Regions from separate parts of the Homo sapiens genome. Here region 1 is linked to region 2. Evidence: chromatin loops called from intact Hi-C (ENCODE). Cell type or tissue: Calu3. All regions are shown on one strand.

The links. Peaks named below come from ENCODE experiments on the same cell type or tissue, not always from the same donor. Only the 100,000 strongest peaks of a DNase experiment are listed, where the experiment ranks them.
Region 1: it touches region 2 in a loop (3-fold over the local background); 4 of 110 quality-filtered maps call a loop at or near these places.

The regions. Positions count from the first base shown.
Region 1 is chr4:125,319,604-125,327,603 of GRCh38, reverse strand. FAT4 (FAT atypical cadherin 4) reads right to left here. Exons shown (of 18, transcript NM_001291303.3): 2 at 6,018-8,000. Among named protein-coding and RNA genes, the nearest start is that of FAT4, 8.6 kb to the right of the region's middle. RefSeq lists an enhancer at 1,417-2,021. In Calu3, no CTCF peak of the experiment used is centred here; a DNase peak (open chromatin) is centred at 3,693.
Region 2 is chr4:125,594,014-125,602,013 of GRCh38, reverse strand. No RefSeq gene overlaps it. Among named protein-coding and RNA genes, the nearest start is that of MIR2054, 91 kb to the right of the region's middle. In Calu3, no CTCF peak of the experiment used is centred here; no DNase peak of the experiment used is centred here.

The DNA of each region.
Region 1 (8,000 bases), 270 kb after region 2:
TCAATAATCCTGTTTGTCATACACATTTGTACCCATCTTAAAAATTTATAAAGCCCTTTAATTCACAGCATTTTGTTCAATACATTTAAAAACATACCAATAGGGAAGAAACAAAATCAAAAAATTTATCCCAGGCTGTTTTTTAAAGAAACACTCTTGACTTCAAACACATAGGAAGCAGTAAAATGTTTTCCTATTTAAAATAATCTTCACACTCCATCCACTCCAACCCCATCATTATTCCAAAGAAGATGATTTATCACCTAAAAATTCAAAAATAATTCTCCACCTTCTTAAACTCCAGTGACTGCTTCCAAAGTGAATAGTGCTGTAGGTTAGAAGAGGCCCCTCATCTACCTTTGCTCTCCATTTGCCTTCAGCTCCCTTCTCTCAAATTCTCATCTTCTTCCCTGCTCTAGAAACCCTTGGAAGTCTTCCTAATTCAATTTAGGCTCCTTGCTACCACCACTAATGATGCCTAGGGATGTAACCGATCTGCTGAGGGCCTTAGCTGTGGTAGGCAAAAATTGTTTCCCTTTATTTTACACAATACATAAAAATACTTATGAATTTTTTTTTGAGATAAAGTCTAATTCTGTCACCCAGCCTGGAGTGCAATGGCATGATCTCAGCTCACTGCAGCCTCTGCTCCCAGGGTTTGAGTGGTTCTCCTATCTCAGCCTCCCAAGTAGCTGGGACTACAGGCGTGCACCACCATGCCCGGCAAATTTTTGTATTTTTAGTAGAGATGGGGTTTTACCATGTTGCCCAGGCTGGTCTCAAAATCCTGGCCTCAAGGAATTGTCTGCCTTGGCCTCCCATTTAAGGTGTGAGCCACTTTGCCTGGCCTTAAATGCTTTTTAAGCAACAAATCAGAGAGTGAAAACAAAGTTATTAAAAAGCATACATATATCATCATAGCTATAGGGCAAAGAGCTTTTCTCTTAACCAAAACCACAGACTGATCCAGCTTGATAGAAGAGTAGTTATGAGGATGCATTGTGAAGTTACTCAAGTCTGGATATGGTTTTCTTTCTATCTATATGAACTTAAGCGACTTATTAACTTATCTGAGACTCAGTTTCCATAGCTACAAAATGCAAATGATATTAGTATTGTATGGGTTAAATAAAATCCCTAAAAATGCACTTATCACTATGCACTTATCATTATGTCTAAACATAGCAATATTCAATAAATTTTATAATAATAACAGTTATTATATATCCAGCTCTCTTGCCTGTATTCTGCTTGTGAGGTTCAATACACAAGATATACAGACATTTAATCTAAGGTGCACTACTGTGATTCAAAACCCTGTGAAAGAAAATCATTTCTAACGTTTGTATCCAAAACTGACCTCACAAATGTCTCCATCATTTCTCTTGGAAATCTTAATAGTTTCTTGTGAAAATAAATTAATTTATTATCAGATTGCTAAAACTCATTTGTAATCATTAATGAATCATAGTCCATTTACCTAATATTCCAAACATACTTTTAATATATTATTTCGAGTGGCTCTTTTTTTCCTGGTTGTTAACTGAACTGCCAAAATCTCACTACCCACACCAATGGTTCTCTCACTGTGGAGTATGCATGGACCTCCATGCAAACCAGAGACCTGTTTAAGGAGTCCTGGGAAATCAACACTGTTTACATGATAATGCAAACCATCCTCTGCCTTTGTTCACTGTGTTGGCATTTATGCTAGAGGTGCAAAAGCAATGGTGGGTAAAACTGGTGGTACTTTAGCACAAATCAAAGCAGTAGATCCAAAGTACTTTAGCAGTAATTGTGTTCTTCACCACCACATACTCACAGTAAAACAAACAAACAAACAAAACTATTTCATTTAAAAAGGTAAATAAGTTTTCTTGAGAAAACAAAAAACGTATTAATTTTATCAAATCTAGACTCAACTTTGATGTCTTTTCAATATCCTGTGTGACACAAAGCAATATGTGCACAAAGACCCATTACTCTGTACCTAGGTATTGTGGTTTTCTCAAAGAAATGCATATGTGTAATTGAATTGTAAGCTGAACTAGCCACTTGATTTGTGGAATACGATTTTTACTCGAAAGAGCAACTGTTTCTTTTTAAATATTTGAGTATGCATAATCTTTTCTTTTTATCATGAACAAAGGAAGCCTGACACTTCCAGGAAAACAACAATATATGTTACTAATAGTGAAATTTGAGCTTTCGAGTAAAAATTCAAATTTGGAAAACTTCTAACCATCACCAACAGGTTGAGAGTCATATATTAAAGACTTTTATGATAAATTCCTTATCAGTTACACCAATAATTTTGAAATGATCAATGCCTGATATTTCTAAATCAGGAATAGGTAAAAAAAAATCATTACGAATGCGAGATAAATGTATTTTTATGTAACAGACTATGAAAAGTTTGCTGACAGGGTTTCATATTCCACACTGCAAGTAAGTCTTAAGAAACTGCCACTGTGGACTTCTGATGCAGTAGGCAAACTATTTCTCTATTATCCCACTCAAAATATCTGTGTAAGGATGGATTCTGCTTGTATATTTTAGCCAAAAACACAACATATTGCAATATATTGCCCAAGAAGATTTGAGAATCCAGCTGTATTCTATTGAGCTAGATATTAAAGAGATTTGTAAAGATGTAAGATAATGCCACTCTTTAATTTTTAGTTAGAAAAAATAAACTTTTTTAAAACAAAATAAACATGTTATATATTTAAAATATAATGTAGTTTTAAAATGAATTAACAAATATTTTTAATTTCCTCAGTTGTACTGTTAAAAGTGGTAAATATCAATAGACAAGACATGCTTACACAAAGTCTCCAGGGGTGTCCTTGACAATTCTTAAGAGCATAAAGGGGTCCTGAATGTAGCAAGTTTGGGAACTATGGCCTGGTGACTACCTGAATGTATAAGATTGCTTCCTTCCATTTAAACACTAAGCTCCATATCAGAACACCCACGTAAATTCCTCTTCCTTGTTGAGTTTCCTGACAGTTATCAATTCATTTGTAGAGCAGAGATAATTATTATGCTCTGACCTGAGTTCAATTAATGAGCAGCATCAGATTTATTAACTTCCTTCATTTCCTCAGCTTTTCTCTGGTGATTTATTCCCAAGTTATAAAGACATATGTTCTGATCTTAGGTCTTCTACCATCTTATTCAGCAAACATGTATGGAGCACCTACTATACATCAGGTAATATGCCACGGTCTGAAATAACAAAGACCAATAAAACAAGCCCCTGACCATCATGAGGTCTAACCACGTTCCTAAGTTGCATGTTCCTATGTAATACACATTAAAGGATAAATGCTTACTGAAGTACATATATCTATTTTTTGGTGAACCTAGAAAAATGCCACAAACTTTACATGGCCTATTCTAACATAATCAAGACTATCTAAGCTCTTCTGAGAACATAAAGAGACAAAATAAAAAGGTAATTAATCTTGTGTCTGAAACCCAAACACAATCTTTCAATGACATTACTACCAATGCCAAATCTTTGGATATAACAAGTAGCGTAAGTAAAGGTGTATAACTGGACACATCTTTGGAATGAACAATATCAGAGTCATAGTCATTAGCCTCTTACCCCAAATGTCAGAGCTAGGAAAAGAATGCAGATGAAATTGTTTCTCTTTTACCCGCTGACTCTCTGCCTGCCCATGGAATGTGATCAGCATGACTCTGCCAGAAACCTGAGTAAGCAACCCAGACTCTTATCAGTGTACATGAATAATTTTTTAAAATGCGCTGGACAAAGTCCAATTAAACAAACAATTTAAAAATCGCCTTTGATAACAAGAGGAAATGTATAACTTATTTTTGCAGAATCACAGTAAATTAATTGTTTGAGCAGAAGGAAAACAGCACTTTATTGTATACACTTGAAAAATCCAACCAATAATAATATGAAATTCTAGCTCACAACCACTGCTTTCAATATTCTTTGGAGAAACACATTTGCTTTTCATTTTCAAAGTGGTTGGATCTTGAGAACTCAAATTGGGTTTACAATTTCAGCACTTAAGTTCACAGAAGATATGCTGACTTTTTTTTAATTAAAAAAATCATCACATTGAATTCTCCCCAGATTTTTAAATGAATAGAACATAGTATATATGATAACTTTTCATATTGGTGTTACTTGACTTATAAAAAGTAATAAACAAATCATCCCCTATTAATAACAAAATTACTTATAAACATTTTTAATCTTCTTGCCTATTGCAGAGGCAGCACTATTTAATACTTTCATGCTAAGCCAATCTTTGCATAGCTAATGGGTAAATAAAAAAGACACAATAAATCTAATGATAAAACTGAGCATTTATTCTCATTCTCCATAGTATTCTAATAAAATGTACTACACTGAACCAAACAACAGCATCTAATAACATAATCTGTTTTACAGTTTAACAAATTCATCTAAAGTCTGGAATGACTTAATTTCCTGCCTTCAATCAATATTTTGGTTTTCAAACTAATCAAATATTTTCATGTAAGTATTCATTCCAGAGAAGAAAGTTAGAGAGAGGATTGTGGGTTTAGAAGATGGATAACTTCAAATCAAAATTCAATTACATATAAATCATGGCCTGAGCTACACCAAATAGCTCAACATATAAGCCCTATATTAAAATATTTTTTAAATAATTAGGTAAAAGAGGTTATTTGGCTTAGAAATCCTTTCAGTGCTATGTAGGTAAAGATAAAATTGAATTCCCCTTAGAATTATATCTCTAATTAATATGGTCCTTTAAGCCATAAATATTCTTCCCCATCCATAGATAGACATAACCAACTACTATGAAAAAAAATCACAGAGGATACAAAAATATATAATAATAATAATAAATTATCATTTAAAATAAAGAAAATCCCCACCTCCTCCCCCCAAAAAAGAAAAGAAGCAAGAAAACAAGCACATGAGCCTCAATTTCACTTGCATGTTGTGTCTGGGTCACTGCCAAGTATCACAAACCACATTTGATGTTTGTGTTTTTGGCTGACTGACACTAGAATGTCTTTGAGGGGCCTGGGGAGGGAAAGAATGAACTGAGAAACAGCAAACAAGAGTTTTCTGGAGTATAGCTATATCATTTCTAGTTGATTATCAAAATAACATTGAAAGTAGTTCAATTAAAAAGCAAATCAACGATACAAGGAGGCAGTAGCCTAAAATACACTCCAGGGAAGGCTGAGCTTGGAATTCTTTTGGCTTATGCTATGAAACACTAATTTCTTACTCACCAACAAACAGAACAGAGTGTATCTATCCCATGGCATTGAACTCAGTATTGTCAAGAAACAATCCCTAGTCTCTGATTATTCACAGCCCATTGCATGCCTTAATTTAAGAGGGAAAAGGAAGGATTATCCTAAGTCAGAAGACAGTGTCTAAAATGTTAAGGCAGATGAAATCAGGAATCTTCCAAAACTTGGCTCAGCACATTAAAATTAGTCACTGTCTATAAAGAAACTGCCAAGACTGCTGAGGATGTGAAAGTTAATACTGTCCTGGTGTACACTGTCAGCCCATCCTCCATGGCCACTCTTCCTGAAGAGCTATGGTACAATGCTGATTCCTACCAAAGCTCTTCATTTTGGAATAGGTCTTCTTAATTCTGAAAGTGCCCATCTTCTGGTAGCCTTCCTTATTGAGTGGTATTTAGATTACCTCAGCAATTTAGCTTAGATATATGGATTTTTTCCCCTCTGAAATGGCTAAAGATTTCTCCTTAACCTTATATATGTGATTGCTATAAAGTAAAATATAAAGTGAAAAGAAAGTTTGTTGTTTAGTTGCAACCAAGATTAAAACTAAAGTTTATGTAACTCTCTGTTAGCCTTTGACAGAACATTTTTAGGTGTTCCTGTTCACAAATTTAACAATAAACAATGAAGGTAAACAATTATAGAGAGTAAATATAAAGAGAATGATTTTTCTAAAAAGCAAATCAACAAATAATAAATGACTACAAAATCATTACCTCTGCTCTCTGTGTTCTGGGAAAAGCAGTTGATTTTTCTATGGCATAAACATCCACCAGGTAAAGACATGCTCCTTGCTCCCGGTCCAGAATGGCTGCGGTCTGAATTATACCAGTATGTCGTCCAATAGTAAAGAGGCGTCCAACAGTTTTTTCTTCACAACGAACTGAAACAATATAATACTCCACTGGGGCCTCAGATCCTCTGGGGCTAGCTGCTTCTATTGATATCACGTTTGTGCCAATGGGTTCTCCTTCCTTCAAAATAGTTATATATTTGGGTTGAGTAAAAACAGGTCCATCAAGGCCCTGAAGAATGATGGTCAATTCAGTGGTCGATTTCCTCCTTTCAGGCCCAAGGTCTGTTGCTGAAACTATGAGATTGTAGATCAACTGTGAAGGCACCAACGCTGAAGCCACTCTCAGGTCTCCACTATAACGATCAACAATGAAGGTGTCTGTGTCCCCATTGATGATCTCATACTCTATTTCTCCATTAGCACCTTCATCTGGGTCAGCAGCCATAATTGTTGTCAGAACGGAACCAATCACAGCTGATGGGTCTGCAGCAAGGGCGTTTTGTGATATAAACATTGGGACATTGTCATTGAGGTCTGTAACCAAAATGGTCACGTTCTTCAAAGCATACCGTCTAGTTTCTATTGGCACAGCTTGATCATTGGCTTTTACAGTCAACTCAAAGAGATTAGCAAATTCCCGATCTATTTCAGCATTAGTATATATAGTCCCTTTGACTTCATCTATGGTAAAGTGGTTGCCTCTTGGCATCTGTTGAATGATTGTGTAGGATAGTTGACCATTAATGTCTGCATCAGGGTCATGTGCAGTCACTGAAATGACAGATGTACCGATGGGAATGTTCTCAACAATAGACTTGAAAATATCTCCAGGAGGAAAGCTAGGAGGATTGTCATTAAAGTCCCTCACGTGAATAACCACTGACATTGTAGATGAACGAGGAGGTCTTCCTTGGTCTTTTGCTGTTATATTTAATTTATACAAAGACTGTGTTTCAAAGTCCAGTTTTTTGGCAAGAAAAATACTCCCAGTGTTTGGGCTAATGCTAAAAGTTCCGTGGTTGTTAGTCCCAGTAATACTGTAATATAAATCAGCATTGTCACCTGAATCGGAATCAGTTGCAGTAACAGAGGACACGAGTTCACCAATTCTCATGTTTTCCAAAACATCAACAAAGAGTGTTGATTTAGGGAAAGAAGGGGTATTGTCATTTTCATCTAAAATATCAATATTTAAAGTACACGTTGAATTGAGGGGGATTGTCCCTGAATCCACTGCTTGAATTACAAGGGAATAGGCAGGTGTTGCTTCATAGTCTAATTTGCCAATTAGTGTTACCTGACCAGAGGTACTGTCTATAGCAAACTGTCTTTCTTCATTTCCTTTTATTATAGAATAGTGAATAAGTCCATTATTACCTTCATCAACATCTGAGGCAGATACTCTTAACACTTGTGTCAGATTGGCTGCTGATTCTGATATTGTAGCTTGGTAAAAGTCTTTTAAAAATTTGGGAGCATTATCATTTATATCCTTCATGTAAACATGTACAGTGGCCTGATCCTTGAGAGGCTGAGGGATCCCCTGATCTGTTGCTATGACTGTAAAGCTAAACACAGCAGTCCCTCTCCGCCTCATAAGAGACTCCCTGTCAAACTGATGAGTATTTGTAATTTCCCCACTGATGGCATGCAACTCAAAATCTGGCTGCACCATTTCAAAAGAATACCTTACTTCTCCATTTGGCCCAAAGTCTTTATCTACAGCACTTACTTTGCCCACAAACGACCCAGCCCTCTGCTCTTCTTCGAAGTAAAATGTGTAATTGGTACTGTTAAAAAGAGGTCTGTTATCATTTACATCTTCTAAAATTACAGTAACATTCACAGTAGCACTAAGGGGTTCCACTGCTCTGTCAGAAGCAACAACCATTAAAACATATCT
Region 2 (8,000 bases):
CTAATAGTGAAGAAAAAACATGTTTGTGGTTAGGCCACTAGCTCTTCTATATTTGTAGCAGAAACATTTAATAAAAATACAAAAAAATTAATGCTCCAATAAATCCAGCATGGTATGCTATTTCTGTGATATTAAGGAAGTTTTTTTCCCTGATATTTCCTTTCCCTCATCCTCCCTTCCCTAAATTTAAATGCTAGACCATTTAGTGCTCTTCTACTTAAAGAGGAAAGTAAAACTATCAAGGAGAAAATGGAGGACTCTCTCCCCAACTCTAGAATTCCAGAAGGCTAAACCTTTAAAGGAAAACAAAATGCTCACAACCTAGAAAACAATTTGAAATAAAGCATCATGAATTAAACTGAGGCTTTCTTTGTGCCATCATTCAGTCTAGGACACAAGACAGGTGCCCCAAGCTAATAGTGGTAGAGGTTGAGAAATAGTTGGAAGAGAAATTTTGATTATGTGGATAAAGGTGGGTCTCAAGGAAGGAGAAGTCTGCTCTCCAGTACTTGGAATGAAAACTTCAGGAAAGAGCAGCACGCATATATAAGTTTGTGGGTCCCTGAGAGTAGAGGGTGATAATGAATCATCCTATGATAGAAGTGTGTAAATGCTGTATCTAGACAAGTTCAGCCTTAGTTCCTATTACAACAGAAAGATGTGGGAGCAACAGATCCCCTACCATGTTCTCTCAATGTCAAGAAAATAGTGAGTTATAACTGAGAAGACTTGGAAGTCATATAGTTAGGAAGAGAGGACATATCTACTGCATGGATCAATGACTATCAGTGTTCTATAACCATCTCAGCAGATGCCAAAGTGGACACATAGCACTGACAAGGATGGCTTACTGCTTGCTAATGGTTTACTATGACATAAGCCTCCCTAATATTATATGCAACTTGAGAAAAACAATTGATTCCAAATTGATTGAGGATTGTTACCAGCACCACAAAAGAATGGAGGAGAAAAAAAATAAGTTGAGTTACAGAAACTACGAACAAATCATATTTTTTAGGCCGGGTGCGGTGGCTCATACCTGTAATTCCAGCACTTTGGGAGGCTGAGGTGGGTGGATCATTTGAGGTCAGGAGTTTGAGACCAGCCTGACCAACATGGTGAAACTCTGTCTCTACTAAACGAAAATACCAAAAAAAAAAAAAAAAGTTATATTGTTTACATGGGCTGTGTTTAAATCTGCACCAGAAATGTTGCTTCCTCAACCCAGACTTCTCTTTCTAGTTTATTTGATTTAAAACATTTCACCCTGAAGCACACTTAACGCTTTTTCTTTTCTTTTAGTAGCAAAAACACGTAACACTTGATATTTATGTTTTCTAAAGTAGTGATTTCAAATTAATATCTATGGCCTGATTCAAATACATTCTTTTGTTCATCTCACAGGGGATGCTGAAACTGCTCAGGCACATTCCCAAGAACAAATTGCATCCATTAATTCCCAACTCCACATTTATTGATGTTTCCAAGGTAGCTCAAAATTGACAATAATTGGAGTATTTACACCACAGAAATCAGCAAATACTATAACTGGGGCTTCCCCTCCCCTAAGAGCCGGTTGTTAAATATTCATCCACACACCGTGGCCACTGTATCTTTAGCACTGAAGAGCCCCATCACATATGACATTCTTTAAGAATCCTAGGATTTAGAGATTTCTAATTAAGTGAAAGTTGAGTTTTATGTTTTAAAAGCTTGAATTATTGGATTCATGAAATGGCTTCTAGAAGGCTAAGATCCAATTGTTTGGTCTCCCTATGGATAAAACCAAACCAGAGTCTTGCACAGATCAAACGCACATTCTGACTACTGTAGTCACAGCCACAACCACAGACACAGCAGTGTCCTTACAGCAGCAGACCCGTGACCCAGAGGGCAGATTCTATATTAGCCCTTTCATGGAAAATACAGTAGTAAGAAATCACATCATGTAAGATGCTCTGTGAGTAGATACACAATTATAATGTTGTTTTTATTCTTTTTTAAAGAGTACTGACCAATGTCAAATCTTCAAAAAAAAATTAGTGCTGAGGAAATTAAAGGAAGGAAATGAAATGTACTGCAATGGTATATATAGTTTATCTGGCCATAGAGAATTCAGAGATAAAAGATGAAAGACTTGTTCCAGAAGCAAAGGGTGGGAGTTCCTTTTATCAAGTGAAATTAGTATAAGTGAATTAAAAGACCACTCAAAAATGACTTTGTTTATTCTCCAGACCTCCTGTGCTTTATCTTTTTACAGAAAATAACAGTTTGTGGATCCTCTGTGTAATGCCCTATGTGACAAGTGAATAGACAGTGGGGCAGGGAGTGAGACTAAAGACAGGAAAACACAAAGTTTAAAAAAAAATAGCATGAGGGTTGCCTGGAGGGGAGAAAAAGGGAGGACGGTAAAGGCTTATAGAAAAGTGGGCAATTTCCAGACCCCACACAGACTTCCTTGGACAATAGGGAAAAGCCTCAGGTTTTCATAGTCCCAAAGATTTAGACGACATGATACTGAGTAATGACTGCTGGCTCCAAAGCCAAGCCAGTTATCCCAACTCTCTGTAGTTTATAACAGTTATTACATTAGCCTCTGATGCCAGAAAATAATAAAAACTGGATATTTCCCTAAATCACAACCCATTTTCATTTGGAAAGGGTCTATAATATTTTCCTCTCAGACTGACATTTTTATACAGTGCTCAAAGTTATTCAATCCTCCAACATTTTTCTGTCAGCCCTGTCATATGACACTATACTAAAACATACGTGATGTTCAAAGAAAATGAAAACTTTACCATTTTTATGCATTTTATAACTTTTTAACTAAATAATATGAATGGATCTAGAAACTGCCTTGGCTATAGTGAAACTAATATCTATTAATTGCTATGTATGGGCTGGAAATATTTTAGTTAAAAGTACATTAACATTTTGTTTTAGAAAAATCCAGAGTGCAATGTTATGGAAACACGCACATGAGTAAACTGTAGCAATGCATAGGGAGCAGAGATGTGAGCCGCTTTCCTTCAAGAATGTATAAAATAATTCAAATGGAGCTTTATTAAGTAGATTCATGTTAGAAGTGATTTAGAATAGGAAAAATGCTACTGAGAAGATAAGAGATTATAATGAGGGGTGAAACGTGGTTCAGTGTCTTCTGTACACGAGTTAAATGTAATAATTATTTCAGGTTAAGGATTTTATTCATGTATCCAACAAATATTCATTGGTACCTGATATATACCAGGTACTTATCTAGGCACTAGAGATACAAAAAGGAAAAATTGACCAAAAATATACATATTTTGGGATGATTTCCCTCGGTGCCCAACCAAATAGGGGATGGAGGCTGAAGTCTATAAGAAAGTAAAGGTCCCTGATTGCACTGGTTAGTGTACCATGTACGCTAACCTTTAACATGGGGAAAGAGGGAAAACTGACTTGGCCCTCTTCTCTGTCCTTGCTGATCACCTGCTGAAGAATGTGGCTGTAACCAGTTAATAAGAGTCTGTCTTGGTTTTCTTCCTCAATGTGCAGAGCCTTAAGCCTGAAGTGTAGAGTGGAGGGTAGATGTCTTTCCTCTTTCCCTAAACCTATGAGACTCACTGGTAGCTGTCTATTTGCCTGAAAAGAAATTTCTTCAAAAGTCAGTAGGAGGAAGTTGTAAAATTGTTTTCTCTTTTTAATAAAGGACCCTTTTGAAGACTCTACTATCCTCCTCCTTGAAAATTAACTTCAACTTCACATTTTATCTAGGGAGAAGCTAAATGCATCAATACTTGCATGATTTTATTTGTAATTTAAACCTGTAATTTTTCAGTTCTTGAATTATCCTTTGATTCTATTAAATTTTGCTTGTTTTTTTAATTTAAAGGTTTTTTTAAATTATTCTATCAGATTTAAAGTCAAAAAGGCTGAGGACACTGATTTTATATCCTCTTCAGACTAAGGAGACTGGCTTCCTCTCCACTCTTTGTATCATGATATGTCACCTGAAATTTATTCCTTGACTCTTTCAATAATAAAATCTATTTGAAACTTTTATAACAAAATTTACTTTGGGAACTTTAACCATACAAGTCTTATAAGTGTCCCTCAATTATGCTATTCTCAATCCTGCTAAAAATCTATGCCTCGTGCTGAAATAATTTCTCCTCTAATACCCCAGCATGCCTTTTCATTTAGTTAACTCCAATTCATTCTTCACATAGAGTGTTCCTTCAGCACCACGCCCTTCAGTTTAAGTTGGATTTGTAATGTTATATATTCTGGCAGAATCATATAACTTTCCTACATGCCATTTAACAACATATAATCTTTGACTTTTTAATACAGAAACATAGAAAAAATAATATGGTGAATTTCCACATGCCCATCACCACTCAGTGTCAACAGTAACAACCCATGGACAATGTTGTTTTTCTTTTTGCTTAACAGTTGAAACAGTTAAAATATAATATAATAATACTTAGCAATTTAAACATACAATTTTAATAATTTTGGCTGATATATGTAGATGTGGTGAAACCATCACTGCAATCATAATATAGAACATTTCTCTTACCCTAAAGTGTCCCTCCAGCCTTTTTGATGTCAATCTTACACCATCTGTTTATCAAGTTGTCTCTTGTCTTAAATTGTAAAAATATTGCATAGATTTTGAATCCAATTTTTTAGTCTGATATACTTTTTGCCTAGTCTGTGATTTGCCTATTCATTTTCTTAACAGCATCTCTGGAAGAGCAAAAGATTTTGGGAGGCCAAGACAGGAGAATCACTTGAGGCCCCGAGTGTGAGAGAAGTCTGGGCAACATAGCAAGACTTTTCTCTATTATATTTTAATATGTATGAGGTCCAATTTACCAATTTATTTTAGGATATTATATAATTTTGGGGTCCTAGCCAAGAAATCTATCCAGAACCCAAGATTGCAAAGATTTTTCTTCTGTTTTCTTCTAAAAGTTTTCTAATTTTAGCTGTAACTTTTGGATCTATCATCGATTTTGAGTTAGTTTTTCTGTAAGATGTGAAGTAACCTTCAAATTTAATTTTGCATAAAGATATTCAATTGTTCCAGCATCCTTTGTAAAAAGAAGCCTTGCATCCTCGTGAAAATCAGTTGACCATATATGTGTGGATCTATTTCTGGTTGCTTTATTATTTTCCTTTGATCACTTGTCTAATTTTAACTCACAACTACACTGTCTCATTCACTATAGCTTTATACTAACTCTTGTAATTAGGTAGAACATATCCTCCAACTTTAATCTTTTTAAAAAACAGTTTTGGTTATTCCCAGTCCTTTGGATTTTCATATTAAAATATTAAAATCAGTTTGTTGATTTTCATTCAAAAAAATTCTTGCTGAGATTTGGATTGAGATTGTCAAACCTTTACATCAAATTTTATAAAATTAACATTTTAACAATATTTATTCTTCTAATCCACAGACATATATCTCTCTCCATTTACTTGGATCTTCTTGAATTCTCTCAGAAATGTTGCATAATTTTTGATGTGTGCACATAGTTCATTAAGTTTATTATTCAATAAACATTCACCGCATGCCAGAACATGTGAAAAAAATAGAACTTTTATACAGCTAATCCCCTTCTGCACTCATGTCACCTCTATGAGGCCGTCACTTTATTATCCTTACATTACACAAGAATTATCTGAGACTTAGGGAAAAGTTAAAAAATTTCATAAATGACACAGAGTTAGTAAATATATCAATCAATACCAAATCTTTCCATTGAATGCCAGAAGCCAAACTCTTAACCACTATGTTGTTCTGACTTTCCACTGGCCATCTACTGAGATGTCAAATAAAAAGTTAAATATTTCCTGCCAGTGACAGCCACAGCCTAGTATATTTTTTACCAGCTAGTATACTGTTTCCAGACCCTGAAACAATGGGCTTCATCCAACCTCAAAGTCTCTGCATTTACTCTTTTCTTGGCCTGGATAGCATTCACCCCTATCTCCCACCCCCATCTTTCTGGAATGCATACCTATTGAAGTTTTCTGTTTTGTTCTGTTTTGATATATCTTTACCATTTGGAAAAGTGTCAGGTACATAGTAGGTGCTACATAAATATTTGTGAAATCAATGAAAAAGTACACAGCTAGAAAATGACAACAAGGGTGCAAAGATGGATTTTCTCATCCAAAGCCCCTGTTTCTCCATGTAGCACTGTAGCCAGTCCTGTTTATTATTGACAATATCACAAGTAAAAGCATATTGAAAATTAATATATTTTCACATTTTGTTTTACCTTCCACAAAATAAAAATGTAGAATGTACTCTGGAATTGGATAGGCCCAGGTCTGACAAGATAGTTCAGTAACTTGACAACTGCACAGCCTTGGGCAAGTTATTAATGTCTGTGATAGTTAATACTGAGTGTCAACTTGATTGGATTGAATGATACAAAGTATTGATCCTGGATGTGTCTGTGAGGGTGTTGCCAAAGGTGATTAACATTTGAGTCAGTGTGCTGGGAAAGGCAGACCCACCCTTAATCTGAGTGGGCACAATCTAATCTTAGCTGCCACTATGGCTAGAATATAAGCACGCAGAAAAATGTGAAAAATGAGACTGCCCTAGCCTCCCAGCCTACATCTTTCTCCAGTGCTGGACGCTTCCTGCCCTCGAACATCAGACTCTAAGTTCTTCAGTTCTGGGACTTGGACTGGCTCTCCTTGCTCCTCAGCCTGCAGACAGCCTACTGCAGGCCCCTGTGACTGTGTGAGTTAATACTTAATAAACTCCCCTTTTATATATTCCATTATTCTGTCCCTCTAGAGAACCCTGACTAATACAATGTCTCAATTGACTACATATATAGAAATTAGAATTTTGATGTATCTCCCTACTGCACACAATGGCTTGCAGGCTAAATGAGGTAAATTACATGATGAGAGCATCCTACATTGTATTTCCTTTTTGAATGGGGCACTCTTCATCTTTAGGGTAATTTTGCAAACTTGTGGTTAAACTGTTAATATTTAGAATTATAAAATGCTATTTAGAATTTAGTATTACTTATGAAATAGTAAAGAGATCTTGTCTACTTTGGCCTTTTCTATGTCTGAAGTTTCTACTTAAATTTTGTGCATAATTTTCATTTGAAATGCTCACTTTTGGAATTTGTAAAAAGCATAGATTTGTGACACCTAGCTCAAACGCGAGGCCCCAGGATATGTGCATTTCTTCCTTTATTCAGATATCCTTTGGCAATAAAACTAATTATTCAAACTTCTATGAATTATTACTAGCTAATGGATGATTATATAACATTTTAAAAGCTATCAAGGTGACCTCCAATCTGAGGTACTAAACGCACATTAAAAGAATTTTTTTAAATCAGAAATTACATTGTATTCAAATCTAATTTTGACATGTTAACAAACATAAAAGTTTGTTATCTCAGGCATTTTATCATTTTTTCTTGAATATCACTTAAGACTTCCTCACCATTTGTTTACTTCAGTTATATGCCATGTGTCCGGCACAACCACAAAAAAAGGGCCCAAAGCCTTAAACATGAGATAATTTGCTTTCTATAAACTAGGATGCTTGTAAGCTTAGCCCAAGAGAAAGGTTAACTAACAAAGGCCTTTTAAAACTCTTCCTGCCACATGCCAGAGGAGAATTCTTTTAGGCATCCTGAGTAAGTTTTACAATGTATTTAAGGGTCAAAAAAGTGCAATCATATGACTTCAGGCAGTTGCAGTTATATGATTTCATTGTTGCCTAGATTAGATTAGAAATAAGGATTGAAGATTCACCCGGGTTAAGGAACATTTTCATTTAAAGTTCCTAATTGTAGGAGGATTTTTGGACCAGGCAGCCTAAGGAATATAAAGCTAGGCAAAGTGAACACAACAAAACAAAACATAAACAAATAAGCGAAAGCATGAAAAAGACCTGACGAGTTAGTGCTCCTGGAAATGAATGGAGGGCAAAGAGAACAGCTGTGTCTATAAGA